Linked DNA regions of Homo sapiens: region 1 is linked to region 2. Evidence: chromatin contacts called from ENCODE Hi-C or POLR2A ChIA-PET data. All regions are on one chromosome and are shown on one strand. Each heading gives the region's core, a stretch centred on a gene start or an enhancer-like site at or near the end of the contact. The rest is flanking DNA. Distances are from core to core; before and after follow the strand shown.

Evidence for each region. Hi-C counts contacts between places; a loop is a spot of excess contacts on that map. ChIA-PET counts read pairs that join two places held with the same protein, here RNA polymerase II (POLR2A).
Region 1: a loop to region 2 is called in a map of mammary epithelial cell, with 16 times the contacts of the local background. The contact joins the promoter of LGR4-AS1 here to the enhancer-like site in region 2. A Hi-C loop is called at or near these places in 1 of 168 maps with a recorded cell type or tissue (mammary epithelial cell) and 1 of 37 single-sample maps with no recorded cell type. POLR2A ChIA-PET finds 5 or more read pairs at or near these places in 2 of 52 experiments (A673 and PC-9).

Annotation. Positions count from the first base shown.
Region 1 is chr11:27,470,296-27,472,995 of GRCh38, reverse strand. LGR4-AS1 (LGR4 antisense RNA 1) reads right to left here and starts at 1,265. Exons shown (of 4, transcript NR_131170.1): 1 at 1,164-1,265; 2 at 39-218. LGR4 (leucine rich repeat containing G protein-coupled receptor 4) reads left to right here and starts at 206. Exons shown (of 18, transcript NM_018490.5): 1 at 206-878. The coding sequence starts at 694. RefSeq lists silencers at 433-482, 613-782, 1,033-1,092.
Region 2 is chr11:26,619,202-26,622,051 of GRCh38, reverse strand. All of the region lies in intron 17 of ANO3 (anoctamin 3), which reads right to left. Among named protein-coding and RNA genes, the nearest start is that of MUC15, 48 kb to the right of the region's middle. Within about 2 kb of position 1,256, at least 2 of the 41 ENCODE cell types and tissues checked have a DNase peak (open chromatin) inside an H3K27ac peak, as active enhancers do; they include PC-9 and mammary epithelial cell, where a contact is called at or near this core.

The DNA.
Region 1 (2,700 bases), core at 16-2,515, 850 kb before region 2:
GCCGCCACCACCACAACCACCACCACCTTGTCACTCACGCCCGAGAAACACGCCCCTCTGGTCCTCCTCTTGGCCAATGGCGGCTCTCCTCTCTGCATAGTAATGAGCTCGAGACCTCCCCGGGCCAATGGCGCTCCGGGAGAAGGGATACTTTTGCATGTACCTAAGTGATTTGCATAAGCCAGCGGCCGGGGGTTTGGGAACCAGAGCGTGCAACCCTAGAAGGGAAAAGGACGGGAAGAGATTGAGCCGCGGCTGGGAGACAGCGAGCCAGAGTCTGGGTGTTTGTGCGAGAGCCACGGCGGGGGCTGGGGCGAGTGGCCGGCATGGCTGAAGGCTGCGCTCTGCAACCTTGAAGAGCCGCTGCATTGAGAGGCCAGGGACAGGGAGACCGGTGCGATGGCAGAGCGCGGCCCCCGCCGCTGCGCCGGGCCGGCCCGGCTGGCGTGAGCCGCCGGAGGAGCGGGGCTGCCTCTGCGCGTCCATGGAGCAGCGGGAAGGGCGAAACTCCGGAGCGCCGCGTCCCTGCGCCGCTGCGGCGGACTGCTGAAGGGGCCGAGCCCGCGCGGACCGCCGAGGAAGAGACCCCCGCTCCAGCCCGCAGGCCGGCTGCCCGGGGGCGGCGGGGGACATCGGAGGGCAGCGGAGCGAGCAGCGCCGCGGGAGAGGCCGGCGCGGGAGGCGGCCGCAGCAATGCCGGGCCCGCTAGGGCTGCTCTGCTTCCTCGCCCTGGGGCTGCTCGGCTCGGCCGGGCCCAGCGGCGCGGCGCCGCCTCTCTGCGCGGCGCCCTGCAGCTGCGACGGCGACCGTCGGGTGGACTGCTCCGGGAAGGGGCTGACGGCCGTGCCCGAGGGGCTCAGCGCCTTCACCCAAGCGCTGTGAGTGCGGGCGGCGGGGACGCGAGGGGGGGGGAGGAAACGGGGCCCAGCGGGGGGCGCCGCGGGGCGGAGCCAGGGGTCAGTCCCACCCCACCCCGCCCCGCCGCCGCCCGGGCCTGGGGAGGGGGTCCGCCGGTCACCTGCGTGCGGGCTGCCTGGCACCCACTCCTGTGCCACGGGCTTTCCGCACTTTGCTAGTCCGGGTTCGAGCCAGCAGTAGCTTTCGTTCCCAGACTTTTTGGGCACAAGCACCCTCCCACCCCACCGCGCACACCCCCAACTCACAAGTGCATCTGGGGCCAAGAAGGAGGAAGTAATCTAAAAACGCTTGCCCCTGGCAGCCTGTCCACGCGACCTTCCCTTCTCATGAGGGCCCTCGCTCAGCGGGCAGGAGTTCCGCTACTGGCGGGGCTGAGGGCGCCGAGAACTTGGCCTCAGTCTGCATACCGAGGCATGTCTCGTGGGGAAGCACCTGGAGCCTCCTGGGTTCCAGCATGTGGGGAGAAGAAACACCTGTACCTCAGTCAGGGCGAATCTCCTTCCAATTTGGCCCCATCCAGGTAGTGCGTCCCGGCACCTACCTCGGCCCAGTTCCACTCGGGACTACCCCACTAACGCCCAGGCTTCTGCAGCACGCAGGGGAGTCCGAGAAAACAAGGGAGAATTACAGGGTTCTGTTGGTGGACATGCTCTTACCCAACAAGGCCTTTTAAAGAAGGAATGCTGACCTGAGGTGCAGGATGTTGGAAGAGAAGCAAGTTCCGGAGCATATGCTCAGCCCAGGCTGCAAGGTAGCAGCAGGTTTCTAATGCACCTTCACGCAGCCAGCAGATCTTTTCTTTTGAGCTGCCTGAGATCGAGAGACACACTGAAATGTTTCAGACTTACAAAATCGCCCTGCCAAAACGGACTTGAGAGCTTTAGACGTTCCCTTGAGAAAAGAAGAGGAATCTGAACTAGGTTGTGGAGGTGGTGGCAAAGGCCACGGATAGAGGAGGAACAGGGTAGGGTTTTTGTGTTCTTATTGCTTCTTGCGTTGCGTGGCCAGCTGAATGCTTAAATCAGGAGCAGTCGAAGAAACGTGTGAGAGAGGAAGGGATCCTGAGGGGCCCTAGGGTAGAGGGAATTTCCTTTTACCTGTAGTGGAAGGGACCTCTTAGAAATAGACAGTTTTAAAGGACCCTGTGAAGAAATCTTTATGCAGGCAGGAGCATTGCTGTATTTCCAGGTGGGTGGTGGCAAAGGTGTTCCGCTTGCCCTCTCAGGATGGACTTTTAGTGAGCATCGAGGCCTGTTGTCTTGGAACCTGTTTCATTCTTCTACCTTCAGCCTTCCCCTCCCCATTTGTTATTTTTCCTGTCTCAGGTTAGTTTTAGTTATGTATTTGAGGTTTTTTTTTTTTTTCAGTATAGTGAAGTTTAACTTGTCATTAAAAAAAAAAGTTAACTTTGCAGTGAAGAGCATTTTGTTCATAAAGTTACATTAAGTGGGAAAGTTTGAGCAGGAATTGATTGAATCAAGAGAAAGAAGACCTGTGGAGAGGAAATGGGACTAATTTTTCCCCAAGTTCTCTAGAAACGTTTAGGGAATTCGTGCAGAAAGAAATGCAGAAAGAAAGGTCCCTTTACCTGAACCTCTTGCAAGGCTCTGCATAGAATAGAAAAGCACAATTTTACTATTTTGACCAGTAGTAAAGACCTTGTTTAGCAGATTCCTCACATTTTAGTGAGTAGACTTGTCCTATAAGGAAACGGGCTGTTTTACATTAGTATCTAAAACCACAGAGAAATAATCACACTTTTATGAGAGCATACTCCTCTCT
Region 2 (2,850 bases), core at 7-2,506:
CAAAAATAAATAATGATTTAAATATATCCAACTGTATGGTGTCTGGCAGCAATCACTTTGGCAGTACATACAAGCTGTGAGTGTGTACATTTGTGTGTGATTGTGTAAAGTGGAATGAGTACGTGCTTGTTGGGGAAGAGGATAAAGGGCGTCAGGGATAACTATTCCGGGCCCTACCTGATACACACACGTGATAACATGTTGGAGAACCTATACTTTAAAAAATCAGCCACTGATGCATTTAGTAAGCTGAAATTCTCTTATTCATATATATTAATTAATATATTCATTATAAATTTCTAGTGCATCAGTTAGTGTTTTAGAAACCAAACATACCTGAATCAAAAAGACATAATCTCTACTTTCATAGAACTCAAATTTCAGTGGGTAGAGATAAATGGCAAATAAATACATAATTGGTCAGGAGGTGAAAAGTGCTCTGAGGGAAAATAAAGCAGGCAGAGCGGATAGAGAGTTTTGGTAGACACAGAGAGTACTATTTTATAGAGTATTCTGAAAAGCCTCTTAAAAGCCTGAATAAAGTATTCAGAGGGTAGCATCTGAGCAGAGAAGTGCATGCAATGAGGGAGGGAGCCAAGCAGAAATCTCAGCTAAGTACCTTTAAGACACAGAAATGGGAATGCCAATGCTCTGAGTCTGGCACAGACTTGATGTATTTCATGAAGGGCAGGGAAGTTAGAGAGAAAGGAGTGGCAGCAATAAGACAGTGAAGTAGTAAGAGATGAGTCACTGAGATCTCACAGGGAAACACTTTTTCAGTGCACAGTAGGCCATGGTAAGCATTTTGGAATTCATTCTCAGCTAAGACTTCATCATCTTCCCAGTAATGCCTTGTTTGGGGTGTTATGCAAAAACCAGTTAGGGAGAAAAAGAACAGCAAAGGCAGGAAAAGGACATGGTTATTGTGAGGGGGCATATTAGGCAGTTCTACATGGGTTTTAGAACTTTTTATCTTTTAGTCATAGCCCCACAATACAGCCTTCACTGTGAAAATAAACTCCAAGCTTTTGCAGAATTGAAAAGAGCCTTCCCTTTTCCAGTAATCTACTTGTCTGAATTTCTAGAAACTATGGACATAGACATGAACAAACTAAACAAATACATTTATTAAAAAGCCAATCCTCTTATGAGATGAGTCATTTGACATTACCTCTTTTCTTGGTTAAGATGCCTGGTCCAACCCTTTGATCCACCCTATTCCATAATAGCTTATTTGCACTGTAATTGGTAACCAGTGGTAACCAGGTATTAAGGAAAGTTAGGTGTACTTTGAGGCCTTCAGTGATCAGGCCCATGAAAGAAGTATAGGGATGTATGCTCTGGACTCTAGAGATGGGAATGGATCAACAAGGGAGAAAAGTCCAGAACCTACATGGAGTACTTACATTAGCCAAATGTAGATAGGACTTTTTCTTTTTTTGTTAGAGTGCTCCGTGCATGATACATGGATTTTAAAATCAGAGGAGGAAACCCAAAAGGAGTTCATTCTTTAATTTAAAAATTTTTAATTGGAATTAAAGTTTTAATTTTAGTTTAATTTAATTTTAATAAATTTAATTTAATATTTATAAAATTTGATTTTAATAACATTTTAATTTTTGATTAAAATTTCACCATGCTGAAATGATTTAATTAGCCTAATTCCAGGTTTTTCAAACTCTAAGAGTACTTCTGTTCTGATGTTTCTATATATTTCTTAAAAGTTACCCTTTAATCATGAGACCAGGCAGCTGTCATGCTGCTGTAATATGACAAAATTAGTTAAAGTTGGATTGTCAAGCAACAAGAATATACATTTTTGGAATAATTTTGCATATTTAATTTTCATTAAAATATTTTTAGGAACATTTCCTGATACAATAGTACCATGCCACTTTTGGCACCTTCGAGCAGCATATCCTTTTCTGAGGGTAGCAAAATAAAGAAGAAAAATGGTAGGCCTAGGAAAGAGCAATTCTCGGTTTCAAATTCTGTCTTTGTAGTTGTTTAGCTATATGCCTGATAAAGGGATGTTAAAAATAATACATTGATGTTTTAATTATTGTCAAATAAAATTATTTGTAATTTAATTTTGGAAGATGTGATTTCTGATCCTGACTGTGCATCAAAATTACCTTAGCTCTCTTAATGATTTTCTAATGCTATTTGAGGGGCTGGCTGGATAAGAATTACTAGAGAGTATTTTTGAATGATTTGTTTTAAATATAGATTTCTTAGCCCAACAAAGGAGATTCTGAACAGGACTCAAGAATCTGTAGTTTTTTGGCCGGGCGCAGTGGCTCACGCCTGTAATCCCAGCACTTTGGGAGGCCAAAGTGGGCGGATCTCTTGAGGTCAGGAGTTTGAGACCAGCCAGGCCAACATGGTGAAACCCTATCTCTACTAAAAATACAAAAATTAGCCAGGTGTGGTGATGTGCCCCCAATTACTTGGGAGGCTGAGGTAATGAGAATAGCTTGAATATGGGAGGCAGAGGTTGCTGTGAGCTGAGATCCTGCCACTGCACTCCAGCCTGGGTGACACAGTGAGACTCCATCTCAAAAAATAAAAAAAAATAAATAATAAAAAAAGAATCTTTAGTTTTTCAAAAGTGTTCCAGGTGATTTGATGAATAGTAAAAATAGGAAATACTATTTTAAATTACTTTCATGACCTGTAAGATGGACTTGTAACCAAATTTTGATTGTATTAGCCCATATTTTTCTCCCCAGTTAAATATTTATTTAGGAATGCCATGATCCACCTGTTCTGTTTTGAAATGTTTAGAAAATGTATAGTCTTTGGTTATAAGTGTAAATTAAAATAAGTGCTGCAAACTTGAAATATGTT